2 separate regions of the Homo sapiens genome follow, and region 1 is linked to region 2. A link is a loop called in an ENCODE intact Hi-C map of the cell type or tissue named here. Cell type or tissue: Caco-2. All regions are shown on one strand. Links, peaks and the distances in the headings refer to the core of each region. The heading gives the core; the rest is flanking DNA. Region 1 has its middle 100 kb from the start of CDK6. Region 2 has its middle 130 kb from the start of SAMD9.

Evidence for each region. Hi-C counts contacts between places; a loop is a spot of excess contacts. Peaks named below come from ENCODE experiments on the same cell type or tissue, not always from the same donor. Only the 100,000 strongest peaks of a DNase experiment are listed, where the experiment ranks them.
Region 1: it touches region 2 in a loop (4-fold over the local background); 2 of 110 quality-filtered maps call a loop at or near these places.

Annotation. Positions count from the first base shown.
Region 1 is chr7:92,928,222-92,945,100 of GRCh38, reverse strand. No RefSeq gene overlaps it. Among named protein-coding and RNA genes, the nearest start is that of CDK6, 100 kb to the right of the region's middle. In Caco-2, for the core only: no CTCF peak of the experiment used is centred there; a DNase peak (open chromatin) is centred at 10,780.
Region 2 is chr7:92,978,721-92,995,599 of GRCh38, reverse strand. No RefSeq gene overlaps it. Among named protein-coding and RNA genes, the nearest start is that of SAMD9, 130 kb to the left of the region's middle. In Caco-2, for the core only: CTCF peaks have their summits at 7,092 and 7,296 (motif pointing right); no DNase peak of the experiment used is centred there.

The sequences.
Region 1 (16,879 bases), core at 8,646-12,645, 54 kb after region 2:
TTCTGAGTTACCTGATGGCATGGGAGCAAGTTTCCCATTAGAAAGCCTCTTTTGCTTTCTGTCCTTTTTTTTTTTTTTTTTTTTTTTTTTTTATGGCCACAGAGCTCTCTACTCCCATGGAATTTCATGGAGATCCCATGAAACTGTGCATGAATTGTGCCTTCTCCAGAGACACTCCCTCGTGCACACGACACTGGGCCCGATTTTGTAACTGCGTTTATGACTGATTTACGGAACTTTTACTTGGCAGGCCCTGCTGTTACTGTTAGCTGGTTACTATGGCTCTTTCAACATGCCACTCTGGCATGTTGCATTAAAAATAACCTCCCAAGACTGTACAGAATACATAGAACAACGAGAGTACAGTCATAGCTGCAGATGCCAGGGTCTGCTCTGGTGCCTGTGTGTTCACATGTGCTCCTAGGTGAAGTAACTACAGAAAAATCATTCAAACACCTTCTAAAACATCCACTTGCATCACAATTTTTCTAAGCTTCCCCAAAGCAGAGGTTCTCAGAGATCAACAACATCCCAAACAACTGTGAACCCTAAGAATAACAAAACACAAATGATAAGTGTTTTTTAAGGGCACAGATCCAAAGTCACCGTGTCTGGGTTTGAATCCAGGCTTTCACACGTAACTAGCCCTGGGATCTTGGCAAGTTATACCACAGCCACAGCTATCTCCTCTGCAAAACTGAGTGATAACATCAATCTCAAAGCGTTGTTCTGAGAATTAAGGGTGCTATCCAAGGAAAAGTTCTTGATTCAGTATTAACACATAGAAGGTGCTCAATAAATAGATTATTCTCCTTTGAACTTCTTTGAACAAGTATTTGCTTAATAAATATTTGTTGGCTGAAAGATTAACACCCAGCTATTCATGTACATGTCTCATCCCATTTTCTAGATTATCTAGTTCTTTAGATAAGTTATATTTCATTCATCTTTGTATTTCACAGCTCTTTGATTGTTGCTGAATAAATATTTATTAAATTAAATGGAAAGATAAAGTCTGTTGTAAGGGACAACAGTTAGTATGTAAACGGGTAGCAAAAAAGAAAAATCACAGGCTTTAAGTGCAAATAGAATCCAGTGCCAAGAAAACACTGATGTTCCCTGAAACTAAATGAATACAAGCTACACATGAATACAATATTTGTAATGCTAGATCTGGTTCAGCGACTCTGGTTCTAGCTGGGTACTGCAGAGAAGAGAAAAGCATTTATCTCTATCCCACCCTTGGCCTCAGCCCATGAGCCAGGCTTGCCCACAACTCAAGAGAAGAATTGCTCTCCCAGAGCCAGACACCACAGTCACCACAAGCTAAGTAGTTTCCTTATGCCATTGAAAGCATCATTGGATTTGGTGACAACAACACAAGCAGAAGACTTCTGCTGAGGACACAGGGCCAGCATAGTATAGACTGTGCCCTGGGTTCCACTATTAGTGCTCAAATCAACATGAACAGAGCTGTGCCCGTGCAGAGGGAGACAAGGCCATCTCCTCCTTTAGGAAAGCCAGGGGCCACTATGGATCCTAACTGGAGAAAACACTAATAGGGTTCTGTGACTGTGACTCCTGTCTAACCCCCAGAGCCAAACTGAAAATAATAAATCTGTTAAGAGACAGAGTGTGTGTATGCATTTGTGTAGGACACTGTTTCCTTCTTTTCTGATAGGATATCAACGCCTCCAGCCAAAGACTACCAAAAACACAACTGTAGTTGATTAAGTTAGGTTTATTATGCATTGCTGCATGGGATAACATTCATTATGGGGAAACCATGAGGCACCCAGTAAGATGGTGTTAGAAATAACCTATTATAAAATTTGGGCTTGAGTTCTTTGGGGAGGCTCTAGGGATGGGTAAGTTCATTTTAGATTGGATTCTGTCAGACAGTGGGGACAATTCTATGATTAGGTATCTCAATAAATCTTATCTATAGGAAAAGCAGAGTAAAGCAAAGATAAAGCTGTAATTGCCAAAGAAGTAACAGTCCATTACATTAGGCAGGAGAGGGAAAGGTTTGATAACTTGTGACTTTGTATTAGTCTGTTCTCATGCTGCTAATAAAGACATACATGAGACTGGGGTAATTCACAAAGGAAAGAAGTTTAATTGACTCACAGTTCCACACAGCTGGGGAGGCCTCACAATCATGATGGAAGGTGAAAGTCACATCTTACATGGCAGCAGACAGGAGAGAGAATGAGAGTCAAGTGAAAGGGGTTTCCCTGTATAAAACCATCAGATCTTGTGAGAGTTATTCACTACCACAAGAACAGTCTGAGGGAAACCACCCCCATGATTCAATTATCTCCCACCAGGTCCCTCCCACAACACGTGGGAATTATGGGAGCTAAAATTCAAGATAGAGATTTGGGTGGGGACACAGCCAAACCATATCAGACATGGACAACGTTAATGTTTTGTCTGTGTTCAAACATGATTATAGAGTCATTGTCTTGATCCATCATGGTCACAGAGTGGGTCTTATTTGATGGGGCATGTTCTGTGAAGTTTACATCCAACAAGAGAAAACCAAGACCTAGTTGTGAACACCAGGCCACCTGGGAACACCAAGGCCTCACTGACTGTACCTGGAATAAAGCAGGATGCCAAGAGCTGCCTTCTCTTTCTTGAATGTCACTAAGGCAATAGAAAAGTGGTAGAACAAGTGGAAATGTATTTCAACAAATCTCCTGATAAAGTGTCTTGAGCTTGGTACAGCTACACATTTTAACTGACTGATGATGGTACCCAATGAGTACTGATTGAATATCAGGCTGAGGTCAACCTGCACTATCTACTGATATGCCACAGTGTCATCCTTGGTTCTTTCTTGTCAATTTGCTTATCATTGAAGGCCTGTGTTCAAAATCTAAGAAGATAGTAACTATCTTAGTTGGCAGATTCTGAATCAAAAAATAATCTCCATAGGCATTAATGATGGCCTGAATCAAATAAAATGAACTTTAATAACAATTCATGTAAAGCACTAAATTGGGGTTCAAAACAAATTAATACAAGGACAAAATGGAAGATGTATGGCTGGGAAGCAACAGAAGGGAAAAAATTAATGGTTTAGCAGCTGGCTATGTTTTATTGCAGTCAACAGTGGCCACTAAGAAAAGTAGTGTAATTTTAGATTGCATTAATGGAAGTATGGAATCTTCAATAAAGGAACTGACAATCCTATCCATTCTACATGGGTCTCACAATACCTAAAATTCTGTGTTCAGTTCTGGGCATTACATTTTTGAAGAATATAATGTCTCAATCAGAGAAAGTGACGGATTCTCCTTCACTTAGAAACTCAACATGGGTCACGCCAAAACAAAAACACGAAATCATAAGAGGAGTAATTGATGAAGTGGTAGATATTTAGCCTGGAGCACAGGAGTCCCGGAGAAAATATGAAAACTGTCTTCAAGTATTTTAAGTACTATCATATGGGAGAGCAATTAGACCATTTTTGTTTGGTTTAAGGACCTAGGATCAGTTAAAGTTAAAGGGTGGCAAATTTTACTTTTAAGACATACACACACTCACACGATGACCCCAGAAATCATTTTTCGATTGAGAAAGCAAATTCCCCATGATTAGCCTTCTGCAAGCAAACGCAGAAGGACCAGAAGTGAAGATATTGTGGAAGAGATTCAGGCCTAGGATAATGGATTTCTAAGCTCCTTGATTAGAGCTTTTAGATAGTAAATACTTATAGTATGATATTCTGTTAATATCTTTCCAGATTCTGAATCAGGTTGACATGTTTCCAGTAGAAGTTATTTTTTTCTAGATGCATCCCATTCAGAACCTCATAGAATAATATGAACGTTTATCAAACATATATAGCTCAGTAAAACTTAAGTTTATCCTCAAACAATTCAACTGTTTTGAAGTTGGCTGATTTGATTCTATTCCACCTGCCTAACTGTATCTATTTGTATCTTAAGTTATTTGCTTTGTTTCTGAATATTAAATACTCTGCATTACAAATTCTATTTGTTGTTTTGATAGCCACACTGTTCTGTGCTACCTTCTACCCTGGTGTGACTAGATTTACCTTCACAACGATGTAGTTTAGTTTCAGAGAACTTGAAAGTTGTAAACTTTTATTATGATCTCAACGTTCTTAAAACTCTTCATCCTCTCCTGACTTGACAGTGAAAGATTGGTAAATACAGAAAGGAATGCTTTCTGAAAATACACCATTATCTCTTAATTTATAATAGACTAAACTTCTATTCTTCAAGTTTTCTTAATGTAAGTCTTGCATATAATTAGTATTTTTAAAGCTCAGGTAAGTGTGTATAATATTAATTTATTTTGCATGAAGCCTGCTGTTAGTCTGAGTTTCCTAAAAAGCACAGCCTGAGGCACATATTAAGTGCTGATGTTTTCTTTGGGAACACAATCCTAGGTCAATAAGAGTGAGGGAGAAAGAAAATAAAACAGGAAAAGATGGGAAAACTTAAAAGGGGAAATATTTCCATGCTGGCCACTGATTTACAATGAGCCGTGAAGAGACACAACAGGTCTACTGACTGACCTTACAGAGAAACTATGCCTCAAAGACGAGGAAGAAAAAGGGAACGTATCTGCCTAGTTGCATCCTGACTCCTGTTTTCCACTAGTCAAGTTTGAACCACAGGCAGTCTGTTTCCCAGCCCTTCCAGTTAGCTGCATTCAGCCCCTTTGGTACCCACTTAGATTCCACACATCACTGTGCAGCATTTCACTCAAATCAAAAAGTGGCAGAAGAAGCTACACAGCCCAGACCACCCAGCAATTGGGTAGCAGCGGGTGCTGGAACCACTTGGGCTCTGTGGCTAAGACTAATGGTTCAGGAGATGTTGGTGCAGAGTAACCAGAGGAAGCACTCAAGCTGTTTCTGATACACTTTCTCTGACCTTCTAAACCTCCAACACTTTCTGCTTTTAGTGAACTCTTACCACTTCATCTACACTGTCTATGACACAGACTACTAATGTCCACCCATATGTGAACATCCTCTTCCTCCTAGACACACAGGGATCTAGTTCCTGACTCCTTGCAGTCAGGTGAGGTCATGTGACTGATTCTGGGTAACAGTCATGAGAAAAAGTGCTTTGTGTGCTTCTGGGCCAAACTGTTTAAGAGAGAGTATGAGTTCTCACACTCTCGCTTTCTCTGCTGTGGCAACTCTGGAAGCCAGGCTGAAACGGTGAAGTCACAAGATGGAAATAGACTGAATCCCAGAGACACATATGGAGAAAGGAGCTGTGTTTACATTTCATCAGTCAGACTTCTTGGCTGACAAATAGAAATCTGCTCTAGCTAACTGAGGCAAAATATCAAAGGGAAGCTGAAGAAGCAGATTCAGAAAGCAGGTAAGAATCAGACTCCAAAACAAGAATCATAGTCAAAGTCAAGCCATAGGAACAATCTGGCTAAGATACTGCTGCTGGTCGCATCATCCCTGCCCCAGGGGACATCACTGCTGCTTGACTCTCTTTGCCACCATATAATAATTTCTAAACAGTCTTTGTGTCTTTGGGTCACTGTTTTCAGGATAAAAGTACCAAAGGGAGAAATGACCTCAGCTTACATCATACATTCATACCCTAGATACAAGAAGAGTAAGACAAAAGGGACATCTGCCCCATTCTGCTTCCATTTCACCAGAACCACACATTGGAGCATGTCCACAAGTAAAAAGGAGCTTGAATACTGAGCATCAAAAAAAAAAAAAAAATCCTACAAACGTCCACTGCAGCCATATGCTACTTTGTTTGTACTACAAAACCTGGCTCATTTCCTTTCTTGCAGTAATCAATTAATAAATATTTGTGATTGATGAAGAACTGCATAGCTTAACTTTACAGAAAATAAATGAGAAGCTACAGAATTTCAGCACCTAAATAGATGCTAAATAGTCTTTTTCTGATTAGCACAAATTAGGATTTTAAAAGGGAATGAAAACCAGGAACAGAAGGTTCTAAGTCAATGGTTCCTATTATTATAGTTACTAGTAGCCTTCCTTGTAGGCAGACCTTTATCATTTCTTTTCTATGTGTGTCTAGATATCTCCTTGCTTTTTCCTTCTGAAGGTCTATTTTCTGAGGAAATCAGAAGTCACCAGATCAGAGCATTTTTCTCTTCACTTCTTCTTTATTCAAATAAACACATGACCCCAATTATCACCTCTATTTCAAGCACCCCTAGCTTATGCGCCTTGGGTGACTGCTTCCCATTATCTGCAGAAAGCTTGAGATAAAACTGGGGATGGAAATCTATATCCTTTTATCCTTTGGTGCTCTTTCTACCCTACATATGTCACTGTCCGTCGCAAGGAGCCAACCCTGAGGAAAGAAAGCAATTCTAGATATATAGGTAATAGGTTACTAGAAAGTTACTAAAGATAATGGGTATTTTCATAACCTTTCGAGACTCCTCAAAAAATGTTCTTTGGTGCAGAAGCAAAATACCCCTATGGATGAATCCACAATCTGACTACTTTAGTATGTCTTATATCTTAAATTCTTGAAAGCGGTAATTCAGCCTTGAACTCAGAGCTTGAGTAAGATTGTCCTGATCATTTCTTTAGAATGAACTGAAACAAGGTGAGTTCAGGTAAGTGACCAGGATGCAGGCTGTGAAGATTAAAAAGAGAAAGCATAGGCCAGGCACAGTGGCTCACACCTGTAATTCCAGCACTTTGGGAGGCCAAGGTAGGAGGATCACTTGAGGTCAGGAGTTCGAAACCAGCCTGGCCAACATGATGAAACCCCGTCTCTACTAAAAAGAAAAAAAAATACAAAAAGAGAAAGCATAAATATAAGAAAATTCTAGTATCTGCCTCAGCAGGGTTAGATGCCAAGAAGAAAATGGTACTATTCAAAGCAAGAGGGCTTCAGATAGACAAAATGTTCAGTTCCCTGTTGGTGACATATAGGCTCATCCCCAGGGTGAGTGCTAAGACAGTGATTGTTTTGGCCATAATCAGCAAAGCAACAGCCAAAGGCAACCCACCCCAGGGAAACAACCTGAAAGGTGTTCACTCCTCACTTACCACTCTTAAACCACAGAGAATGGTTTCAAATACCCTAATGAAAGGCAACCAGGGAAGAATTGCATTTTTGCCTTTGATAATAACCATCATTGATTGAGTGGCTACTATATGAAATCCCTATGTGTTTGACATATACTGCTGTATACACTGCTTATAGAAGTTTTACAGATGAGGGACTGAAGCTCAGAGATACTATAATTTTTCCATGATTGCATAGCAAATAAATGGCAGAGCTAGGAACTGAGCCTAAGGATGCTTGATTCCAAGATGCATCTTCTATTTACTGAACCACATGTTTCAAAACAAATATGCTATTATTCACAATAGTCAAGATATGGAACAAACCTGTGTCCATCAATGCAAGAATAGAGTATGAGTGTGTTTTTATACATATATATGATTAAATATTATTCAATCTTTAAAAAGAAGCAAATTCTGTCATTTACAAAAACGTGAATGAATCTGGAGGACATTATGCTAAAATATACCAGGCACAGAAAAACATATACCACATGATTTCACTCATATATGGAATCCAAAAAAGTAAAACTCATAGAAATAAAGGTTAGAACGGTGATTACCAGAGGTGGGAGAAGGGGAAAGGAATGGAAAGAGGTTGACCAAAGGGTACAAAGTTTCAATTAGACAAGAGAAATAAGTTTTCAATATCTATTGCACAGCAAGGTGACCATAGCTAATGTGTTGTACAGTTCAAAATTGCTAAAAGAATAAATTTTATATGTTCTCACCATAAAAAATTATGTGAGGTGATTGATATACCAATTTGATATAATCATTTCTCAATGTGTATGTGTATATATATATCTCTCTCAAAGCATCACACTGTACCCCATAAATATACACAACTATTATTAGTTGTTTAAAATATAAATTTAAATTTAAAAAATAAATATGCTGAAAAAGAAGGCACTTGACATATGATTTTTTTAAATGCTGCTGTGAATTACATTCATTGGTGATTAGAATGTATTTCCTTTTGTGGCATACTAACTCATCAACAACAAAGAAAAAAGCATTTTCATGGTAATATTGTCACATTTCTTAATAAATTTAGGGATCTTTTGTCAGTGGCACTGGGAAATTCTGGTTATAGCTCTTTGACAACCTGGCCATCCCTTATTAAATAAGGAGATATACTTTATTTACTATGAACCTTCTGCTTGAAAAAAATCAGTTTAAAACATATTACTTATTGCATATTACTTATAACAAATAAAGGTTAATCAGACATAAATAGCCATAAACACTGCCTCCCTGAGAATGTGTTTGCCTTTTCCTTTTGATGATGAGAATCATGTGACTTTGTGTTTACCTTTTGCCCTAGCTTCCAGAATCAAATCTGATGCTCAGCAACAGAAGTACATGTCAATCCATACTTAGCATACTTGCTTCCTCTTCTTTCCCTTGATTCTCATTTTATCTAGTCATTGACTTATTCAATAACTATTTGAGTACTTAATACATGACAGACACTTTGAGCAAAACTTGGTTCCCACCTTCAAGGACCTTATAGTCTATTAAGAAAACTTACATGAAACTAATTATAAGATCATATAATAAATGCTATCATGAAATTATGTACATGGAACAGTGGTAGAACAACATAGAAGCATCAGATTGACAAGGAATTTTGAGTTGGGTCTTAAAATATGAATAGAAGTGTGATGGGTAGGTGGTTGAGTGGGAGTGAGGGGTTGGGAAAGAGTATTTCAGGTAAATTTATAATCATTTTACTTTTATTAACCTTATTGGATATAATTTTATCTATATTATCTAATTGAATATAATATCATGTATATATTATAGATATATCTGTCCAATATAATTTTATTAAAACTTATTTTAAATCCTTTTGGAAAAGAGGTGGGAGATCATTAGATAGATAAAGATGGATAGATCGACAACAGAAATACACAGACAGACTGATTTCCATGCCAGTGGAACCTTGTGCAGTGGGTTGCAGGGGGAGAGACAGGCAGCCAAAACAACCTGATCACAGACTCGAGAAAGAAAGGTAGGCTGGGCACGGTGGCTTACGCCTGTAATTCCAGCACTTTGGGAGGCCGAGGCAGGCAGATCACCTGATGTCAGGAGTTTGAGACCAGCCTGGCCAACACGGTGAAAACCCGTCTCTACAAAAAATGCAAAAATTAGCCAGGTGTGGTGGTGTGTGCCTGTAATCCCAGCTACTAAGGAGGCCGAGGCAGGAGAATCACTTGAACCCAAGAGACGGAGGTTGCAATGAGCCGAGATTGTGCCACTGCACTCCAGCCTGAGTGTGCACTCCAACCTGGGAGACAGAGCAAGACTCCATCTCAAAAAAAAGAAAAAAAAAAAAAACAATGGAAGGTATATTTAGTTGCAGATCCAGAGCTCTTAAGTGTCCACTTCTTAAGGAATTTTGAAGCTTAGTCTGTCATCTTTCCTCATTGCTGGTTTCCTCCATGATAATACCATATCTTTCTATTCCCTGACTGTTCTCTTAGAACATTAGCATAAGACTCAACAAATTTGTCTTGTTTAAATTTCCTAGCAATAAGTGCAATTCGGTTCAGTCATTTCACCTACTAGCTGCGACTCTACTTTTTCTCACATAAGGAAATTTACCCCCTTAAATGCTGAGGTGGTTGCATTTAATGTTGCTGAGGGTGTACAATTAGCCTATGTTCTAACCCTCCTGTCTATTCCTCATTCCTTAATGTTCTCTTTGTCTGGAGGGGAGCATAAAGTAAAAAGCATGGACTTTGGAGTCATATCTAAGTTTGAATTCATGCTTATTCACTTCCCAGATGTGTCACTTTGGGCAAGTTATCTAACCTCTCTGGACCTCAGTTTCCACAAACATAAAGTAATGACACTAAAATCAGCCTTTTAGAACTGGTGAAACAATGTACACAAGGAGTCTAGCACAGATGCATTGCATCATTGCCTGGCATATGGTAGCTTCAATACACTACAGCTGCTGCTAACATAATAATACTTCTGCTACTAATCTTACTATTGTCACAATCAGATTCATTTGTCTTAACCTCTTCCCTACCCTCAAAAACATTTTTTTTTTTTATTTTAAGTTCTGGGATACATGTGCAGAACATGCAGGTTTGTTACATAGGTTTACATGTGCCATGGTGGTTTGCTGCACCTATCAACCCGTCATCTAGGTTTTAAGTCCCACATCCATTAAGTGTTTGTCCTAATGCTCTCCCTCCCCTTAACCCCCATCCTCAAAAACGTTTTTTAAGAACATTATACTAGGCTGGGCACAGTGGCTCATGCCTGTAATCCCAGCACTTTGGGAAGCCAAGGCAGGTGGATCACTTGAGGTCAGGTGTTCAAGACCAGCCTGACCAATATGGTGAAACCTCGTTTATACTAATTAAAAAAAAAAAATTAGCCAGGTGTGGTGACGGACACCTGCAATCTCAGCTACTTGGGAGGCTGAGGCAGGAGAATTGCTTGAACCTGGGAGGCAGAGGTTGCAGTGAGCTGAGATCATGCCATTGCACTCCAGCCTGAGCAAAACTCCATCTCAAAAAAAAAAAAAGCATTATACTGATTGAACATTGTGTTTACTTTTAAAGGATGTCTCTAAAAGTCCTCTATTCCTTTCACATTTCCAGTCTCACTTTTCCAGAGTCTTCAGGTTCCCTTCTCTCCTACCAAGCCAGCCTCTCCCAACCTGCCAAGTCTTCAAGTCAAGATCCCACCCCTTCTGTTCTGTTTGTCTGCATTAGAACATAAACTCCCCAGGGCAGGAAACTTGTCTTTCTACATATTTGTCAAGTACCGTGTACATTTAGAGAGCTAAATAAATAACAAATATTACCCAGTCAGAATGAACTTGTTCAATAAATACCTTAGGTATTATCTCTAGGCTGTAATTACACCAAATCTATGGACATGAGATATATAAACAGAGCTGGCTAAAAAAATAATAAAATTACATTTTTGGCTTCTCTACATCAGAAACAGGCTGTCAATGTGGGTGGATAGCTAAGTGCTTCCTATTCTCCATTCCTTGAGAGCTGAATCCCAGCTACCACTCACATCAGGCATCATACTCAAAGGGCCAGCCATAGGTCAAAGACTAGCCCAATAAAGTCATCTTTCCTCTGCAACACTGACCATAGACAAGCTGCTAAAACCTCTCAAGTGAAATTTATCTAGTATGTGTAGGTTGTGCTACACAAATCTCTGCGTATGCATATGTTGTTTCCTAGTTATTGTATTGGCCTGGCTCTGTATTTTTAACTGATCTCTAGACTCCCAGAAAGTGCCTTTTCCTTATTTTTTTATTCCCTCACCATATTGGGAACTTAATCTGTACTCAAGAATTATTTGTTTTGACTTGAACAGCCACCAAATTGATGGTCTCCTCCATGTCAGATTTTGGCTAATTTCTCATTTCTTTTTTAAGTGTTTTCAAAATGCTTATATAAAATGTTTTAAACGTACAGAAATTTAAAAATATGATACTTATGTACCCAGTGCCTGAACTAAACATGTTAATATTTTGCCATGTTTTCATCAACTTTCTTTTTCGTGTTAAATAAAAACAGAAAATCACCTCCATTCCTTATCACTTACTCCATTCATCTCTCAAGGTAAGACATAATTCAGTTGGACTATATAATTCTCACCTAAGGTTTTTAACTACTACATATGCAGTTATCTGTAAACTATGTATTTTTGTTTTATGTGTTTTAAAATTTCCATCCATGGTGTTATTGTGTGTATTTTGCAGTACCTTGATTTTCTTCCTGCAAGATTCTATTTTTGAGATTTTCCATGTTAATATTTATAGATCCAGTTCATTCATTTAAGCTCCTAACAATAGTCCATGGGTATATCCATGCATTCCCTCTTGAAGGAGCAAGTTAGGCTATTCATACCTTTTTATTATTCTAAGTAGTGTTGCAGAGAATACTAATAATCATCACTCCTGGGACCTGCATTATTACAGGCAATATTTGGTGCTCTGGAGCCTAACTGCTCCAATCTAAACCCCAGCTCTACCACAACAGTACGACCTTGGGTGTGTTATTTAGTTTCTCTGCACCTTGGTTTCCTCATTAGTAAAATTAGGATAATGATAGAACCTCCTTGAAGAGAATAAAGCAGCAAAAACGGTCTTCCCGTAGTAGTTCGTTCTCATGCTGCCAATAAAGACATACAGGAGACTGGGTAATTTATAAAGGAAAGAGGTTTAATTGACTCACAGTTCAGTATGGCTGGGGAGGCCTCAGGAGACTTACAATCACGGCAGAAAGGGAAGCAAACACACCCTTCTCCACACCGCAGCAGGAAGGAAAATGAGCAAGTGCCCCACAGAGGGGGAAGCCGTTTATAAAACCATCAGATCTCGTGAGAACTAACTTACTATCACGAGAACAGGATGGGAGAAACCGCTTCCATGATTCAATTATCTCCACCTGGTCCCTCCCACAACACGTGGAGATTATGGGAACTACAAGACAAGATGAGATTCAGGTGGGTGCACAGCCAAACCATATCACTTGCACATAGTAAGACCTCACTTGCTAGGGGTCCGCCCTAATGATAATTGTTGTAATTGATAATTACAGGTCAGGTGCTGAGCATCTTTTTAATATCTATTGCCAAACTGATCTCCAATTGGTTGTACCAGTTTACACTCTCTCCAGCACTAGCATGAGTTTCTGCTCCTCCGCATCATCTCCAGGACTTGTCATTAGCAGTGTGACTTCCTGATCCTTTCACTTCTCCTAATCCTAAATCACTTCACTTTTCCTAATCCTAAACACAAGGAGACTCAAGAAAGAAATGAGGGAACAGGAAGGAAGAGAGTTGTGCTGGTAACAAGTAATCAGAAAGATCAGGTGGCTAACAGGAAGGAAAAAAATAGTGAAATATTTGGGAAAGTGGAAAAGAGACCCTTTTCCCCCCCTCAGCTTTATTGAGTACGACTGACAAATGAAAATTGTATATATTTAAGGCATACAACATGGTTTTGATATAAGTATATATTGCAAAATGATTATCACAATCAAGCTCATTGACATATCAATCACAGTATTACCCTTTTTTTTTTTTTTTTTTTTTTTTTTTCACTGAGTCTCGCCCCGTCGCCCAGGCTGGAGTGCAATGGCACAATCTTGGCTCACTGCAATCTCTGCCTCTCAGATTCAAGCAATTCTCCTGCCTCAGCCTCCCAAGTAGCTGGGATTACAGGCGCCCACCACCAAGCCTGGCTAATTTTTGTACTTTTAGAAGAGATGGGGTTTCACCATGTTGGCCAGGCTGGTCTTGAACTCCTGACCTCAGGTGGTCCACCTGCCTCAGCCTCCCAAAGTGCTGGGATTACAGGCATGAGCCAATGCACCCAGCCAAGATCTTCTCTCTTAAAAAATTTCAAGTAGATATTATTGTTAACTTGAGTGACCATGCTATACATTAGGTTCCAGAAATTATTCACATTATGAATGAAAGTTTTCACTCTGATTAAATCTCCCAATTTTCCCTACCTTCCAGCCCCTGATAACCACCATTCTGCTGCTTCTACAGGTTCAACATTTTTGGATTCCACATACACATAAGATGATGCCGTATTTGTCTTTCTATGTGGAGCATATTGAAATATAATACCACAATCTATTTTTTATACTATGTATCTATTGACAAGTTATTGTAGTTCTAGTTATTTTTAATATTTTTGTATTTTAACCTTTATACTAGAGTTTAAATTGATTTACATACCTTCATTACAGTATTTGAGTATTCTGAATTTGACTATATACTTATTTTATACTTTCATATATTTTTGTATTGCTAACTAGCATTCTTTCATTTCAGTTTGAAGAACTCCCTTAGCATTTCTTATAAGGCACGTCTAGTGGTGATGAACTCCCACAACTTTTGTTTGTCTTTATCTCTCCTTCATTTCTGAAACAGACTTGCTAGGTAAAGTAGTCTTGATTGGCAATTTTTTCTTTCAGCACTTTTAATATATTATCTACTTTTTCCTGGCCTGCAAAATTCCTGCAGAGAAGCCCACTGATAGTTTAATGGGCATTCCCTTGTATGTGATGAGTCTCTTTTGCTGCTTTCAAAAATCTCTCCTTGACTTTGATTTTTGATAGTTTGATTATAATGTGCCATATCCCTAGGTGTCTATATCTATCCCTAGATTAGGGAAGTTTTCAGTTATTATTTCCCTAAATGAGCTTTGCTTCTCTTTTCTCTCACTCTTCTTCTTTGGGAATTCCCATAATTCTCTTGATGGTGTCCCATAAATCCCACAGCCTTGTTTCTTTTCATTCGTTTTTCTTCACTTACTGGATAATTTCAAATGACCTGTTACTGAGTTCATGTTTTTTTCTTTTATTTATTTATTTATGTATTTATTTATTTTGGCTTGATCTAGTCTGCTCTTGATGCTTTTTGTTGCATTTTTTTATTCATTCATCCTATTCTTCAATTCCAGAATTTCTGTTTGGTTCTTTTTTACAATTTCTCTTTGTTAACTTCTCATTTTGTTTACCTGATTATGTTGAGTTGTCTATCTGTGTTGAAAAGATGCTGAACACAGCTGAGTTTCCTTAAAACAATTATTTTAAATTATTTGTGGGCAATTTGTAGATCTCCATTTCTTTAGAGTCAGTTACTGGAAAAGTATTATATTCCTCTGATAGTATCGTGTTTACTTGGTTTTTCTTGTTCCTTAAAGACACCGGAAAAAGTAATCACCTCCTCAAATCTGTACTGACTAGCTTCAGAAGAGAAATACCATCACCAGCCAGCCTGACTAGGGATTTCTGAGGCTCTCTCAGAACTTATCTATGGATTTGCCTACTCCACATCTCTTGTTCCCTCTTGAGGAGGAATACTTAAGATTGTATGTCTTCTCTCAATCACACAAGCCATGGTAGATTAAAAAAGGCTACCATTTCTTGTTCCTAGGTCCGTGCCCTGAAATGCTCAAGTTTGTATAGCTTCTTCCTATTTTTCAGAATCAGGCTGGTTGTCTGTGCAAGCTCATAAGCCATCTGCAGAGGCCTGTACTTTGTGTTCACAGGCACATGCACAGAGCCAGCCACAGTCAGGGGCAGGAGTGAGGTACACAGTGTTGGGGGTGCCCATGAGCCAGCTGAAGGGGTCTGCAGGCAAGGTCTCCCAAGCAGCTCATGGGCAGGTTTTCTGATCAAGTCTCCAAAGCAGTTAGTAGCATCCAAGGCCTTTGGTTGAATTCCATGCCCTGGTTGCTGTAAATCCCCATCTCTCTTCTCTGCTTCCAGCCTCTCCCAGCCACTCAGCTGTGCTGGGTGGGGCTAAAAACAAGTGGGCCTCTTTGGCAGCACCCCATGGCTGGCTGCTCACTGACTATACTCTCACTTTTTCCTACAGGATAAATCATGGACTAAAGGGGTCTCTCTTGGTATTGAGCTATGTCACCTTAGAGGAGTGACATAGGTAAATGAAACTGTTTTTCTTACCCTCTTCAATGCATCTATTCTCAAATTTTCTTCTTCAATGGTAAGCTGGAACTTGTCCACTGGATTCCCAGACTCTCTCAAAGGTACTCTCATCCATGTGTGGCCATTAAAATTGATGCTTCCGTGGGGTGATGATGATCAAATAGTGATTCTTGCTGATATCACTCTCAATAATTTTTTAGGTGGGAAATAAAAGTCATTTAGAATCAGACTCTGCAGAAACTCCGGAGAGATACAGAAAATAAGAAGGTACAGCCAGGCGCAGTGGCTCACGCCTGTAATCCCAGCACTTTGTGAGGCTGAGGCGGGCGGATCACGAGGCCAGGAGATCCAGACCATCTTGGCTAACACAGCAAAACCCCGTCTCTACTAAAAATACAAAAAATTAGCCGGGCGCGGTAGCGGATGCCTGTACTCCAGCTACGCGGGAGGCTGAGGCAGGAGAATGGCGTGAACCCGGGAGGTGGAGCTTGAAGTGAGCCGAGATCGCGCCACTGCACTCCAGCCTGGGTGACAGAGCGAGACTTCATCCAAAAAACAATAAATAAATAAATAAATAAATAAATAAGAAAGGACATTACGAACATCTCTCACAGATTCACAGAACACAGTAATTAAGGTCTGAAAGGCTTCCCAATCAAAGAACAGGAGGAGTTCACTCTGGGTTAACTGTTTAACCAGCATCCCTTGTGAAATAGAACTGCCACTGTATCTTTTTAGATTGAACTGATTTAATTTCCTACTGTTTGCTTCTAAGTAGGAATTAGAGCTTCCATTAGGAATTGCTAATGGTGCCCATTCTGGACTCCCTTAGCCTAGAGTGGAAGATGAGGGAAGGACTAATATAGTGTGCATGTGATTTAAGATGCAGGCAGAGCCTGGTCACAGGGCTAGTTCTGCAGCAGGCAGAAATAACGAAAAATTATTGAACCCACATGGTGTTTATATGTCTAATTTTGATACTAATCATTTATATGCTCTAAGGAAGATGTTATACTTTTATAGAACCATTAAAATGTGCTTTGAACAAAAATATGTATGTAATTCCAAAAGCATGCTTAAATTTCACATCTCATTTCCTAGCAGATATTCAGTCAATACATTCATGCAGTGACACCTGTAACTCACATGTATTAGTTTACTTTAGTAACAGTTTATTTGCCTTTACAATAAAACAATCACTTGAACTCAAAAAAAGGAAAGATATACATTACTAAGGAAAGATGTTAACAGGTTAATAGATGAAAGCATATAAGCTGAGTGGTGAAGAAACAGTAGACAACAGAGGTCTTTTGGAAATCTGTTGGTGACTCCTCAGAGACAGTCTGAA
Region 2 (16,879 bases), core at 5,639-9,638:
GAAAAGTGGCTGGGTGCTCTGGCTCACACCTGTAATCCTAGCACTTTGGGAGGCTGAGGCAGGAGGATCACTTGAGCCCAGGAGTTTGAGACCAGCCTGGGCAACATGGTGAAACCCAGTCGCTACAAAAATCACAAAAATTAGCCTGGTGTGGTCGTGCATGCCTATAGTTCCAGCTACTTGGGAGGCTGAGGTGGGAGGATCACCTGAGCCTGGGAAGTCAATGCTGCTGTGAGCCGGGATCATGCCACTGCACTCCAGCCTGGGTGACAGAGTGAGACTCTGCAAGAAAGAAAAGAAAAGAGAGAAGAGAAGAGAAAGAGAGAGAGAGAAAGAGAGGGAAGGGAAGGGATTTCAGTCTAAAGGAAACACTTTCTGTAGAGATGCAATGGTTTCCTAAATAGAGAAAAGTTTCATTACCTAGTTCATTCTATCTCCTTGGAGCCAAATTGTGTCAAACTTCCTCATTTTAAAGATTGCCTTTGCACTAGTTGGGAGAGGTTTCTCCAGAATAAAGTGACACTGTGCTTAAAAGATAAAACTTAAGTCTCCACCTCTTAAGATATAGAAAACTGTTTGCAGTTTACAAACGGATACTTTTTTTTCATTTCTTCACACAAAGGTACAAAAAGTAGTGGAGTCTGGTCTTAGTCAAGGTCACTTATCACATAGAAAGAACTTTACATTGTGGGAATGCCGGTGACACAGGCTGCTCCCTGAATGGAACTCAGATCTGATTTTATGTTCTTACTGCAAGAGCCATTTAGAATCCATTTTGCACTAGAAGGAGGGCTTAGCTAAATAAAATCTGAGGTCCCTTGCCACTCTAAGAGACTAATAATACCCTGGTATAGAAGTAAGTCTTCTACAACATCCATCTTTTAAAAATACAAGTTTAGAACAAGTTCACGTCATTGAATTTTTAAATTTATGACTCTGTCATTCTAAGGAATAATTGAATTTTGGTGACCAAAGAGACCTTATAGATGATCTTACCTGATGTTCCCCTAAACTGGCTATGCATCAGTACTTTAGAATAATATAGATCCCTGGGTCCCAACCCAGAACCAGATTCCAAGGAATTTCCGTTATTTAATAATGTCTTAGTATATTCTGGTTGCTATAACAAACCACCCTAGACTGGGTGGCTTATAAACAACAGAAATGTATTTCTTCCAGTTCTGGAGGGTGGGAAGTCCAGGTTCAAGGTGCTAATAGATTTGGCGTCTGCTGAGGGCCTACTTTCTCATAGATGGCCCCTTCTTATGGTGTCCTCTCAGTGAAAGGGCAGATCAGTCTCCCTGGGGCCTCCTTTATAAGGGCACTCATGCCATTCATGAGGGGTCCACCCTCATGACTTAATCACTTCCCAATGGTTCCACTTTCTGGAACCATCACATTAGAGGTTAAGATTTCAACATATTAATTTTAGTGGAACACAAACATTCGGATCATAGCATTTAATAACTAGACAAAATGTACCAGTTAAGGTCCAGTCAGGAAAACAGAAACTACATTAAGCCTTTTAGCAGACAAAATTTAATACTGATAACTGGTTACATACATGTTGGAAAATCAAAAGAGTAAAAAAAGAACACGGAAGGAGCCCAGAGATGACACTTGCAGGAAGCAGTTGCCAGGGAATTAAAGGGAAGGAGCTGGAGCTACCAGGACCTGGAAGCTCCAAGGAGGTTCCCCAGTGAGTTGATGCTCAGTCCCCTGAGAAAGAGGTACTGCTTAGCTGCTACAGAGGGGTGTGAAGTAGCGGGTTCCGAAAATGCCTAGAAGTAAGCAACTCATCCCAAATTCCGGGTAACACCCTCTCCCTCCATTTTCATCAGATAGCCCAGGCTCTGTTTCAACACCAATTGTACCAGTTCGCATCATAGTCCATCTTATAAATGACCACAAATCTTTTTAAAACTGGGCAGGAAAATATATCCTGCAAAACATTTTTATGCTTCACCATGCATCATATTTTTCAAGGTCCTTTGCCAAAAAGATATTTTTGAATTTCAGAATCAATCAGAGGTTACCTCTTTTCTATTCATGTTTTAAGACCTAAACCTTGCCTTCACATTTGGGCTATTGGGTTACTGGGGTATTTTCTTTTTCTTTCCTTTCTTCCTTCTTTTCCTCCCTTCCCCTCCCTTTCTTCTTGTTCTCCTTTTATTTATGGATTTTCCTTTTTGTTTTTAAATCAAAACCGTGTGTGTGTGTGTGTGTGTGTGTGTGTGTGTGTGTTGGAAATAGGAAGGGGTACGCTCTGTAAGGGGGTTTTAAGTATAAACTTTATTAAAAAAAACTTTAAAGTTTTTCTCTTTTAATGAAAGCCAAATGTTAGAAATAGTAATTAAAATGTTTACATTAAAGTGGATTGCTAGATCTACACTGTAGCCAAGCCTGGCAGCTTTTGATAAATTAAAATGAGCCATACAGGCTGATCTTTTTTTGCTAAAATTCCACAGTGTCCAGAAAGCAAATCTGCTCCACACACCACTCTTGTTTCAGATCTTAGGATAAACTAAGCAAACAAAATGCCTTCCAACCTAGCAAAATGCCCAGTGGATCTCAAGAAACTGGAAGTTATTATCACTGGGAAAGGATGGCTTTGGAGAGCAGGAATGTCAGAATTTTTATGTAAAGTTTGACCTGCGGCCTCCTTCATTATGGAAAACATTACTCTGTGCCATTCAGGTGAGGATTATGACACCTTGATCAGTCCCAGGCATCATGAATACATTTCAGAAAGTAAAAATGAAGGGGCGGGGAGGAAGCTTTCCTAATTTTCTCTAAATAGCCTTGTTTAAAAAGTTCTCACAGACCCCAAAAAGCACTTGTTTCATACCATCCCAAATGCATAAACCTTCTCTAGTCTGGAAACGTATCATTTGGAAAGTTTCCAGACCCTCTGGTGCCACAGATGTCTGGCAAAATATCTTTGGAGTCTGCATAGAATCCCTCCATGCAGTAATGTAGAGTAATGCCTTCTAAATGAAATAAAGGAATTGTCGGTGAGCAAATCTTGCTGTTGTTCTCCTCTATTTAAATCAGACTTTCTGACCAAAGAATAAGTCATTCCATGGTAACCCCAGAATTTGCAATATGTTTGGAAATACAAAGATTACCTGGGGAGCTTTGAAAAACACTGATGGCTCCAATCCATACCTAGAGAACTGCAAGGGGGCTGAGCATCAGTATTCATTGAGAGCATTCACATGCACTCCCTCCCAGTAATTCTAATGGACAGAGGGTTAAGAATTGCTGGCTGTTGAGGGATGTCTGGTTTTTAGACTCTGTATTTTAATTATTAAGGGATTTTCTTTATTGTAGTCCACTGACTTTAGCATCTCACTTGGCCAAATAGCCTTCCCTTTGTACAGCAGAGTCGGATGCTTGGGATTGTCGTTGTTAGGTGATCTGTAGGCCTACATGTCACTGCTGTGTCTATGGAGTGTTCTGAGATTCTCTAAGGGTAGCCAGGATTCTTCAAAAGAAAAGGTATTTAACTTGATTGCTTTGAAAATATTCAGTAAGTCTAGGTCTTAACGTACAAATAGTTCTCAAGGCCGTGTTGAGCACCTTAAAAATCTATCCTCGATGTATAACAAACAAAAATAGCCAAAGACTCGTTTTCAGATATTAGAGGATTACAGAGCTTTTTGCTCTTAGAGAAATTCAAGAATAGCACAGTTTCTAGTCTGGCGTGTGTGTGTGTGTGTGTGTGTGTGTGTGTGTGTGTGTGTGTGTGTGTGTGTGTGTGATTTACATTCTTTAAAAATAAAAATGAAAAAAATTGTATCAGCAATATCCATACCTTTATAAACATGAAAGAATAAATAGCCTTATGAAGGCTTACATACATATGGTATGTAAGATTCACACAAAAATAATCTGTGTTAATGCTTCTTCTGCAGGATTTGTGGCAGATTAGCTTTAAAAAAAAGCCTGCCAATATATTAATACTTAAACTGGGAAACAATTCTCTTCTGTCCACTCCACAGCGAAAAAAAAAAAAAACACAATCTTTTCAAATTCTACTTAAAAAGCTGTAAGAGAACAAAAACCCTAAGGAAAGTTGAGAGAAATAAAAAAAGCAATTTTTAAAATGAAACAAAAATGTTTTTTTTGTAAGACTACTACTAAACAAGAAACCCAGTCAAGTTCTTACCCCCTTGTCTGTGCATGTTTATTCCTGTGCACTAAATAAACTGGATTGTGCAATTGCAGGATAGAAAATCTTTCAACATTAAGTGACTTTTTTTCCAGGTGAGAATTGGGTTACATAATGAACAATTTTACAATAAATGTATATATTCTCTCTTATTCTGATTCTGTTTACTGTCTCCTACTTGTCCAAATGCAGAAGAGCTCTGGAATTGAACATAATATGGGGCGAAATCACCTTGTAAGTACCGTAATAATAGTCCAGGAGGAGTTATTTTCACTGATTTACTAAGAAATCAGCAATGTGTTCCTACCAACACATTAGCCCTCAGTTACCCTGTACTAAGAGAAAAAACAAAGCATGAGTGACGTGAAGCACATTGAAGTGAAGCAGTGCCAGAGGTAGAAAAGGAAAGGCAACAGTTGGCCAAGCACTTGGGAAGTTTTCTCTACGATTAGCTTTAATTTTTAATACTCAAATGTGACTGTATCTGTTTGCCATAACAGCTGTGCTTTACCCCCATAACAGGAAGAACAGCCAACACAAAACATCAACATCCACAGTAAATCTTATAATTCATATTGAAACTCAAGTCCAGTGTTGTACCTCATCATGAGGTTAATAGAAAATTGTTTTCACTGTATAATGAAGACGGCTATAGGTCAATATTTAATTATGGTGAAAAAGAACAAATTCTGGAGCCAGAAGGATATGGGTTCAATTTTGTTTTCACAAGTAACTATCTATTTTGCTCAAGTGACTTTAAGCAAATCATTTTACCCTCATGGCCCCACTTTCCTTCCCCGTAAAATGGGGACAATGATACCCATCTTGTAGAAATAAAATGCCCTTTGAAGGATTAGGGATAATATATGTAAACATATTTATTTGCTACTGCCTAGCACATAGTAGGTGCTCAATAAATACTAGGTGCTCAGTGAATAGTGGCTACTATTTTTTATTACTCCTGTGAAGAAATGTAGTCTGGTGCATGGCATATGAAAGGTACTCAATAAAATTAGTTGCTTCTAAAATACCTTTGTCTAAAATATCTACTTACATCTTTTTTGGTCTAACATTTAGACCTAAGTTAAACTCACAATTAACTGACAGTATAAACCAGATTAAAAGAAATACAAAATCATATAAATGTAAAAAATATACAATGAGACACGTTTAAGAGAACATTAAGTCTGATGAAACTGAGTTTATCTGGCAGGCCGACCTTGAAGACCAGCAAAGTAGAAGCAGATTTCCTGGGCTCTGTTTTCTCTTCCCAGCTGTTCCACTTGGTCTTGACATGAGACTAGGCAAAGGCAATCACCAAAACCAACATGCAGAGAAAAACTTCAATCTGGATCTAAAAGAGCCACATGAGGGAAATGCCAAAGGCTCAGTCAAGGGGTGGCCAAGAGCTGAGAACCAGGGAGAGTAATCACAGTGATTAGAAAGATGGAGAGGTTGAGATGGGAGGGCAGAGGAGGGGGCGAACAGAAAGAAATAGGGAGGAGGGGGACTGACTGAGGCTGCTGAAAGGCACCTTCTCATCCTGAAGGCCGTTTTGGGTTTTTTTTTGGAGATGGAGTTTTCGCTCTTGTTGCCCAGGCTGGAGTGCAGTGGTGCGATCTCGGCTCCCTGCAACCTCCCCTCCCGGATTCAAGCGATTCTCCTGCCTCAACCTCCCGAGTAGCTGGGACTACAGGCACGTTCCACCATGCCCAGCTAATTTTTGTATTTTTGGTAGAGACAGGGTTTCACCATGTTGGCCAGGCTGGTCTTGAACTCCTGACCTCAGCTGATCCGCCCACCTCGGCCTCCCAAAGTACTGGGATTACAAGCGTGAGCCACTGCGGCTGGCCATCCTGGAGGCCTTTTTAAAAAAAACTTGTCATGGTAAAATAAAACAAAAAACCCACACAAATTCATACCTTAATTAGTTATAAGGTGAACACCCAATAACTGCCACCCAGGTCAATAAATAAAAGTTTGTCAGCATCCCTGAAGCACCTCCATTAGCCTCATTCCAATCTCAGTGCCCTCCCTCTTCCCAGAAATAACCACAACCTAACTAGCACGGTAATCACTTCCTTCTGTTTCTTCACAGTATTATCACACACAGAGGCATCTTAGACACTCTGGTTAAGACTTGCCCTTAAAAAAAAGAAAAAAAGGACATGTCTCTTAAGTCACCTTTATTCTAGAGACTTCTCTATCCATGTCTTTTCTTTGCAATATATGTGTTGAAGAACTCAGGGCATTTGACCTGTAGAATTTCCCTCAGTCTGGATTTTGCTGAATGCACACTCATGCTACATTTCAACATTTCCTCTGTCTTTCGCAAATTGGCAACTGGATCCAGGGAATTGATCAGACTCAAATTCAACACCTTTGGCAAGTTCATAGGTGGTGGTATGTTCTTTCATTGGGAGGTACGAGATGTACCTCTTTATGTGATGTCAGTAGCCTTTGATGCTTGATGCCTAGATCCATTAATTGATTAGGGATTGAAGAATAATTATATTCTAATTCTATCATTTCTTTTACATTTACTGCCTAGAATACTTTTAAAAAGAAATACTCCTTTCCTTTACTTTAGATTACCCCCATACTATAATTCACACAGAAAAGACAGGATAATTGCTTTGTCTTTCCCTTTATTTTCCAGTTTTCAAAATAATGAATTGTTTCTCTATCATCCTCTGAAGATAACCGATCAGTTTATTTTTCCATATTACTATGAACTCATTAATGTAAACATAGTTGATGGCTCTGGCTGCTTTTATCAGACTGCTCCTGTGTGCACTGAGCTACTCCTCCAGTGTTTTAAGGACAATGACTGATAGCCGATGTCAGATAAGTACTTATTTCTTACCCCTTTGTTCATGGGTACCAATAGAAAGTTGGAGTTGGATAGAGTTGCTAATTCCTGATAATACTGCCTTGATAAAACAGTTTTATGAACCTGGCCTTTACATTTGTACTAAATAAAATGGCAACACTTCCAGATACTGGAAAACATAGAATATTGCAAATTCATTCTAAGTTGATTACTCTCCAAAAATATGCATAATTTCCAAGTTTACTGAAAACAAGTAAATAAACCTTACAGCCTGGGAGTCATGGAAAAATAAATACAAGGCATCCAACCAGCAGAGGGAGTGCAAGTTAACTGACAAATCCCATCTCCCAAGCTCTGTTTTCCTATTGGTGAGTCACTGATAATGTTTTGGAGAGAAGAAAGATACCAGGAACAAGACAGGACATATCTGTGCTACTTTGTTGTCTGTTAGAGGCAAACTACACTGAAAGAAAAATACAACAGTAAGGGAAAAGGTATTCTTTTGAATCTCATGGGAGCCTTCTTTGCTCAGAATTCAACACATTGTTGTCCACAACCTGACTGATAATCATCTTGGAAAATCAGGAAGGAAGAAAATATAATTATCTCACTTTTTACAAATTTGAAACAGAGACATCAAGCAGTGACATGAATTCCCTAAAGTCACATCAGTTGAAGGGCAGAGACTCCACTTAATGTTAAACCTCCGAATCCCATCCTGGTTTTCCACATAGGACCTTAGTCAATGACAACTTTTCAAAAGGGAGAAGAACTTACTAATGCACTTTGTAGCTTTTCTACTTGTCTTTACTTATAATGATCCAGTCAAGGCAAAAGCAAGAGCTTAGGAATTCAGAGCATCTGAGCACATCCTGATTTCTTTGCAAATTTTCCTCTGGGGTTGGTGCTTTAATTTTCAATCAGTCTGAGTCAATAACGTATGGTTGTCAGTGCCATTGTTGACTCTCACAATTTCTTGTCTCAACCTCACAGCTCCTAGAGCTTGGGGCCCGGGGTCAGTGGCAGGGGTTTTGATTTGGGGCTTTCTATGTTAGCATAATAGGGCAGGTCAATCTCTTGTGTATCAGTGAATTCTGGACTAAACTGATCTATCAAGTGTTATAGACAAATGAAGACCTTGAAGGATGGAAAGAGGCTCTCTGGAAGTCTCTCCTGCTTTTCCATTTCATTGAATCCACAGTCTGTTACTTGCTCCCCACAGAGATCCAAATACAGCTGAATAAGAAAGAAAAGTCACATGAGAAGAATGGAATGCTCTTATGATATTTTCAGGCTTCAGTGTATACTGAATTCCATTCACACAGTTCTGCAGGAGGTTTGGCCCATCTTCACAGAGCATGCCACAACTCTTGCTTATTGCAACAGATGTGTACATTTAAGGGCTGACAATAATTACAAGAAAAAAAACTGAGAGCTCTTTGCATAGGATCCTTGAAGTAGGCTTTCCCTTTTTCTTTTGTTGATACTGGTTTTAGAAAAATGATGATAAACCAGTGTTAGAAAGTTCAAATCTTTCCCAATTTGATGAACTTTTAATTGTGCACCTAATTCAAACCAATTTTAGAGATCATAGGGCTACTTCTAACTTTCCAAGAAGCTAATAAAAAGACTGAGAAAAGTTTTCAAACAATCCACCATTATTTTTAAAGAAATAAAATGAATATGGAGATAAATTTTTTATGAAAATAACAACCTTCCCTGGAGACACAGGCTAAAAAAATGAGAGCTTCCTGGTGGTGGCCAGAAATGAATGAGCTCTGTTCTTGCTTTCATTGAGTTTATAAAGAGTACAGTTGATCACTTGCATGTTCATTTGCCCTCATTCTGTGAACCTAATCTGTCTATCCCACAACAGACAGCAAGGCCTTCTAAAGCTTGTTCTTTCCAGGCCAGGAGGCTTCAACCCAGAGGCAAGTTTTCCAAAACATTCAGATCTACTAGGCTTATTTAGCTGAGTGGAGTACAGAGTTAATGAAGTCAAGGTCATTAATTCCATCTTAATCCAATCCAGCTAATCTTGTCCTCCTGTGTGTTCACTGAATATATCCCCACCAAATGGATCCCCACTGTCATTGTAAATCCATTAGTCACTAGGAGGAAAGGGTAGGTGGATATGGATGGAGACTGACTGACTGTCCTAAAATCCTGTCTCAACCATTTCATAGCTATGTAGATTTTAGTAGATTACTAAATTTTCTTGGTGCTGCCATTGTCTCACCATAAAATAGGGATAATTATAGCAACTACCTCATAGGGTTCATGTAAAGATTTAATGAAATTACCCATACAAAATGTCTAACACAATGGTAGACACATAGCAAAAATGAATTGTCAATTTTTACTTCAATTTGTTGTTGGTATTATTGCTGTTATTGTTATTCTTGCTATCGAATGACATCTCAAAGCACATGCCATCCATGGTGCTAATTTTATGTAAGTCTGTGTTGTAGCTAGGATTCCTTTAGCATTGGTACATATTGGCTGTAAAACTCATATCCACAGGTGCATAGATTCAAGAGCAGTCACTACATCTTCCTGAACATGCAGCAGAGCCAGAAAACCTATCTCAAAGCCACTTCACACATCACACACTTATATCAGTCATATGAGCAGCAAATAATTAATTGGTGCTCTGCTGTGACTTTTCATCTGCTGAGGATATCTTCTCTTCTAGTGATGAAGCCTAAACAGATATAATAACAGAGTAGGCCAGGCGTGGTGGCTCACACCTGTAATCCCAGCACTTTGGGAGGCCGAGGCAGGTGGATCATAAGGTCCAGAGATTGGGACCATCCAACTTGGTGAAACCCCATCTCTCCTAAAAGTACAAAAATTAGCTGGGCATGGTGGTATGTGCCTGTAGTCCCAGCTACTCGGGAGGCTGAAGCAGGGGAATTGCTTGAACCTGGAAGGCGGAGGTTGGAGTGAGCCGAGATCATGCCACTACACTCCAGCCTGGAGACAGAGTGAGATTCCATCTCTAAATAAACAAATAAATAAATAAATAAATAATAACAGAGGAGCATGGTACAATTCAAGACGTGAAAAATGTGGTCTCTTTTAATAAGTCCATAGTATAGCTATTTATTGATCTTTGCCTTTTGGGAGAAGAAGAGAGTTGGACTAGAAAAGTTTTGTTTTGTTTTGTTTTGTTTTTAAAATAAAACATGTTCCTGGCTTTACACTGCAGAAGTAAAAAAAGGTGATAAATGGTAGTTTAAAGAAATAACAATATGGGCCGGGCACGGTGGCTCACGCCTGTAATTCCGGCACTTTGGGAGGCCAAGGCAGGTGGATCACTTTAGGTCCAGAGTTCAAAACCAGACTGGCTAACATGGTGAAACCCCGTCTCTACTGAAAATACAAAAATTAGCCGGGTGTGTTGGCACACACCTGTAATCCCAGGTACTCGGGAGGCTGAGGTGGGAGAATCACTTGAACTCGGGAAGGGGAGGTTGCAGTGAGCTGAGATCACACCACTGCACTCCAGCCTGGGTGACAGAGCAAGACTCCGTCAAAAAAAAAAAAAAATAGAAGAAGAAGAAGTATCAATATGTATTTCAGATAATCCCCATACCAAATTTCAAGTGTTTATCTATACAATCTAAATGCAATCAATAATTATTTAGCCCTCTTTAGCTTGGATATGGAACCTAGCTAAGAAGTATATCTTAATATGAACAGAAAAAAGATTCCAATTACTTCTTTACATTTTAGGAAAAGCAATAACTAAAATGGAGCAGTAATTAATCTTATTTAAACCCCTGATCTCTGGACAACTCCTCTAATGATTCTGATTCAATAAGAATGAAGTAGGGCCCAGAAATCTCAGTTTTAACACTCATTCTGATGATTCTTATGATCTAATACATCAGAGACATTGGTCATCTTGTTTTTGCTTTTCCACCATCTCTTCCCTCTTCTAGTAAGAATACCTCAGTTTTCCTTTGAGAAACCACTTTTTCCCAACTCTCAGTCCCTGCGGGTGGGTCTGGCTGATTCTACCACCAGCTTCATGAGGAGCTGCTATGATCTGAATGTTTGTGTCCTCCCAAATTCATATGTGGCCACCTAATCTCCAGTGCAATAGTGTTAAAAGCTGGGAACCTCATGAGGTGGTTAGGTCATAAGGGCTCCACCTTCATGAATAGGATTAGTGCCCTTATAAAAGAAGCCTGAGGGAGCATGTTTGTCCCTTCTTCTGCTCAAGAACACAGCAAGAAAGAGCCATCTATGAAGCAGAGAGTAAGACCTCACCAGACACTGAGTCTGCAGGTGCCTAGATCTTGATCTTCCCAGCCTCCAAGATTGTGAGCAATTTCTGTTGCTTATAAGTTTCCCAGTCTGAGGTATTTTGTTATAGCAGCCCAAATGGACTAAGACCTATTGGGGGTCTTGATGCTAGATCTGTCCAGTCATTATAATCAAGCAGTCAGTATCTCTGGTCACATCGATTGATTCAGAGGTAAAAGCAAATCTCAATCCTGAGATGATTTGAAACCATCACAAAGAGGAGCTCTCTTTCCTCTGGGTTTGGAAAAATGTGTCCACCTGGAAAAAAAAAAAAAAAAAGACAATACAGAGGGGGAAACAAATGGAGAAACGTGAAAGAGAAAAAGCAGGAAAGGATCTATGTGACCTCGTTTGGAGTCTTAGATTCAAATGATTTTTTGTTTGTTTTCAGTAAAAACACAATTCCATGGTGTCAGCAATCGAAGAAACAAAATGGAAACACAACTCAAGGTTCACAAATTCAGATGGAAATGTAAAAGACTTAAGTTATATAACCCCTTAATGACTATTTTCTATGAGTTTATTAAATTGGCATAGGAAACTATGGTACTCAGATTATACAACATAAGAATAAATAGCCCAGCTTTTAGAGTTAACGGACTTGAACTTTAAAATTACTGTAATATATATTGAAAAAACAGATAACAAGATGAAGAACTTCACCATAGAACTAGAACTAATAGAAAAAATAGCACATGGAAATTACAGATTGAAAAGGTACAAAAATTGAAATCAAGGACACAATAGATTTAACTGCAAATTTAGTACAGCAGAAAAGAGGACTAGCGAACTGGAAGATAATCAGAAAATGTCTAGATCACAGGGATTTAAATAAGGAAAATACAGAAAATTGTGTATGAAATAAGCTGAAAAGATATAATGTATATATAATTAAAGAAGAAAAATAAAAAAGAAAGAGTATGAAGCAGAAGCAATATTTTAAGATAATGGCTAAATATTTTCTAAAACTGACAGGAAACATTAAGCCACAGATTCAAGAAGCACTGTAAATCCCAAGGAGGAGCAATACAAAGAAACCACACTTAAACACCTAATAGTTAAACTGATGAAAACCATAAAAACTGAGAAAATATTAAAAGCAGCTAGAGGAAAAGGACACACTACCTCCAAAGGAACAACATAAAATAATTGACTTCTCACAGAAATTATGGAGGTCAGGAGACAATGGAAAAATGATGCCAACAAATATAAATAAAGCGTAATAAATGAAGAGGGGCATCAACAAGAATGGTGCAGTAATGACCTATGAAAATATGCCCTTCCATAAAAGTAATAAAAACATTGGCAAAGTATCCAAATCAACTTTTAAGGACTCTAGAAATTAATCAAAGTCTTGCAATAATCCAATGAGGGCTTATCCAAGGAAAAATCGTTGAATCTTTTTAAGAACAGCAGTATCTGTGGCATTTTAATTTGCTTAATCCCATGCCCCTCTCCCTGATTCCACAATATCCTTAAAAACCAAAATCCCCACAATTATAGTGAAACCAGAAGCCTAGCAGCCATTGATGGTAGCAGAATAGAATCTGATCTCTCCAAAAGCACCATACTCAGAGAATTGTCATTATCTATGTTGGTCTGTTAGTTTCCTGGAAACTCCATTAGGAGGTCTTGTCTTTATTTGACCTGAAACCTCACTTAATGTGAGCATCCTTTTCCACAACATATTTGTCAAACAATTCAGCAACAATCATTTAACATTGCAGCTGCCTGAGGCAGTGCTAACAGTTGTGGCAAAAAAAAAAAAAAAAAAAAAAAAAAAAAAAAAAAAAAGAAAAGAAAAAAAAGCAGCAGCTGAGAAGGAAGATAAATATATGGCAAATAAACACTTGAAAAGATACTTAACATCATTTTATTGGGAAATTCTGTATTAAAACAATAAAATGCCACTACTTATTATATTAGAATAGCTAAAATTCAATAAACTGACAATACCAAATGTTAATGAGGTTGCAGAGCAACAGGAATGCTCATTCATTGCTGCTGGGAATGCAAAAAGATGTAGCTACTTTGGAAGACAGTTTGGAAGTTTCTTACATCTTACCATATGATCCAATAATAGCACTCCTAGGTATTTACCCAATGATATGAAGAATTATGTCCACACTAGAACCTGCACGTGAACGTTTACATCAGCTTTATTTATAATCACAAAACACTGGAAACAACCAAGATGAATAGATAAGTGAATGGATAACCATACAATAGAATGTTATTCAGCAATAAAAAAGAAATAAGCTATCACCCATGAGAAGACGTGCATATTCCTAAGTGAAAGAAACCAGTCTGAAATGTCTACGTTTGTATGATTCCAATTATATAACATTCTGGAAAAGACTTAAACATAAAGACAGTTTTAAAAGTCATGGTTTCCAGGGATTTGGGGGTGGGGTGGTAAGGGATGAATAGATTAAACACAGAGAAATTTTAGGATGGGAAAACTATTCTGTATAATACTGTAATGGTGGATACATGACATTATGCATTTGTCAAATCCCAAGTGACTTTACAGTACAAAGAATGAGCCTTAATATATACAAATTATTTTAAAAAATCATTTAGGAGATTGGGGGAATTCCAGGAAAAAATACAAACTGTGAATAGAGAATCTAACTGTATTACAAATGCATGACATAACCTCACTGAAATGAGCATGCAAAAAAGGTGCTCGCCTAAGTAGCTTCAGAGTCTACACAACTGAAGGTAAAAGGAACTGCACATAAGCACTGTAGTCAATTAATTACAATAAAAAATGAAAGAAAAAATAAGAAAGAAAAAAGAGATAGAACTGGAGAAGGAGATGGCCATTGGGTGTTTAGAAAAGCTCTGACATATTTCTGGTAATCCAGAAGGCCACACACCTGCATAGGGTTTTGTGCATGCCCAGGAAAGAACTGAGAAGGCCTGAAGCTCTTACATCTAGCTAGCCTTGAGGTTTTACACAAGCAGAAAGTGAGGCTACAGCAGAGTTGTAGACTTCCTGCCAACATACATGCACAGAGACCCTTGAAAAAGGATTGGAAATGAATTGATTCCAATCATTTAAGAAAATGTCTATCCAATTATTATTTGATCACTAAGTGAACTAAGCAGAGACTTCAGTGATCACATAACAAAGTATCTACACGTTAAAGATTTTTTTCAGGAAAGTCACTAGACAACAAATTGTGATGATAACAACAAACTCTAGGGCAGGGGAAATCTGATTTCCAGAGTTGTCTAATTGCATTATGTAAAGTGCTTGGTTTCCCAAAAAAAAAAAAAAAAAAAAAACAAATAAACCAGGAGACATACAAAGGAAAAGGCAGCTATAGTTTATACACAGGTAAAGAAGCAGCCAACAAAAACTGTCCCTAAAGAATGTTGGGACATGATGTTGAGACAGCTGTTGGACTAATTAAAGATTTAAAATCAGGTATTTTGAATACATTCAAAGAATGAGAGGAAACCACACCTAAAGAATTAAAGGAAAGTATGCGAATTACATTGCACAGAATAGAGAATATCAGTAAATACCAGCATATGAATAACGGGATTACAAGAAGGAGGAGAGAGAGAGAGAAAAAATATTTGAAGAAATAATAGCCCAAGCTTTTTGACTTCCCAACTTTGATGAAAAACATTAATCAACATGTCTAAGAAACCTGGCAAACTCCAAGTAGGATAAACTCAAAGATAGCCACACCTAGACACAACCAACTGTTGAAATCAGCAAATAAGAAGTGACTCATCACATACAAGGGGTCCTCAATAATATCTGCCACCAATTTCTCATCAGAAACCATGGAGGCCAGAATGCAGTTGGATGAAGTATACAAATTATTAAAAGAAAAAGGACATCAAAAAATAATTCTATATCTAGCAAATCTATCCTTTATAAGTAAAGAACAAATTAAGATATTCTCACATAAACTAAAAGAGAGAACTCATCACTAGCAAACATGTCTTTCAAGAAATACTGTGAAATATGGGATTACAAGAAGTACTGTGAGTCCTTCAGGTTAAAATTAAAGGACATTAGACAGTAACTCAAATCCATTTGAAGAAATAAAGAGCATTGATAAAGGTAATTATATCAATAGTGTTATGGACTAAATTGTAGCACCCCAAAATTTATGTGTTGAAGTCCTAACACCCAGTACACCTCAGAATGTAACTATATTTGAAGATAGGGCCTTTAAAGAAGTCATTAAGATTAAATGATCCAATCATTATGGATGAGGGGTCGCCCTCATAGCTGGTGCCCTTATAAGAAGAGAGAGAGAGACACCAGGGATGTACACACATGAAGAAAAGGCCATATGAGGACATGGAAAGAAGGTAGCCATCTGCAAGCCAAAGGGGCCTCAGGAGAAACCAAACCTGCTGACACTCTGATCTTGGATTTTAGCCTCCAGAAATATGAGAAAATAATGCCTGTTGTTTAAACCACCTAGTCTGGAGTATTTTGTTATGGCAGCCTAGCAAATAATACAGTGGATAAATATAAAAGACAGTTTAAATGTATTTTTTTCATTTTTAACTCTGTTTTCTATCTGATTTAAAAGAAAACTGTATAAAATGATAATTATAAATCTGCATAAATGGACATATAATATATAAAGAGGTCATTTGTATGACAATAATAGCACCAAAGAAAAAGGAGAGAACAGAGCTATATAGAAGCCAAGTTTTTGTATACTACTGAGATTAAGTTGATATTAATATGTACTAGATTAATTATTTAAGATGTTATTTGTAATCCCCAGGGCAACCACTAAGGAATAACTCCAAAAGACAGTGAAATAAAGGACAAGAGAATTAAAATGATACACTAGAAAATATCTATTTAATGCAAAATAAGGTGTTAATAGAGAAATATGAAAACAAAAAAATGGTATATAGAAAGCAAGAGTAAACAGCAGACACAAATACTGACATTAGAAATATATTAAATTTAATAGATTAAGCACTCCAATCAAAAAGCAGAGATTGACAGGCAGGATTTTTAAAAGACATGATCCAGCTATATATTGTCTACAAGAGCTTTGGATCCAAAATCACAAATAAGTTGAAAGCAAAAGGATGGGGGAAAATATATCATACAGTTTAACCAAAAAAAGAGCTGCAGTGACTATACTAATATCAGACAAACTACAATTTAACCCAAAATTTATTATTAGAAATAAAGAAGGACATTTTATAATGATAAATTGGTCAATCCATCAAGAGGGCAATGATAAACCTATATGTACATGAATTGCACCTAATAACAGGCTTTAAAAAAACATGAAACAAAACCAGACAGAACTGCAGAGAGAAATGGACAATTCAGTAATTGGAGAGTTCACTGTCCCACTTCAATGATATATAGAACTAAATAGATGAACAAGAAAATAGAACACTTAAATAATACCATAAACTAACTAGACCTAACAGAACATTTCACACAACAGAATACACATTCTTCTCAAGTGTACATGGAACATTCTCCAGGATAGGTCACGTGCTAGGCCATTAAAAAGGATTGAAATAATACAAAATATGATCTCTGACCA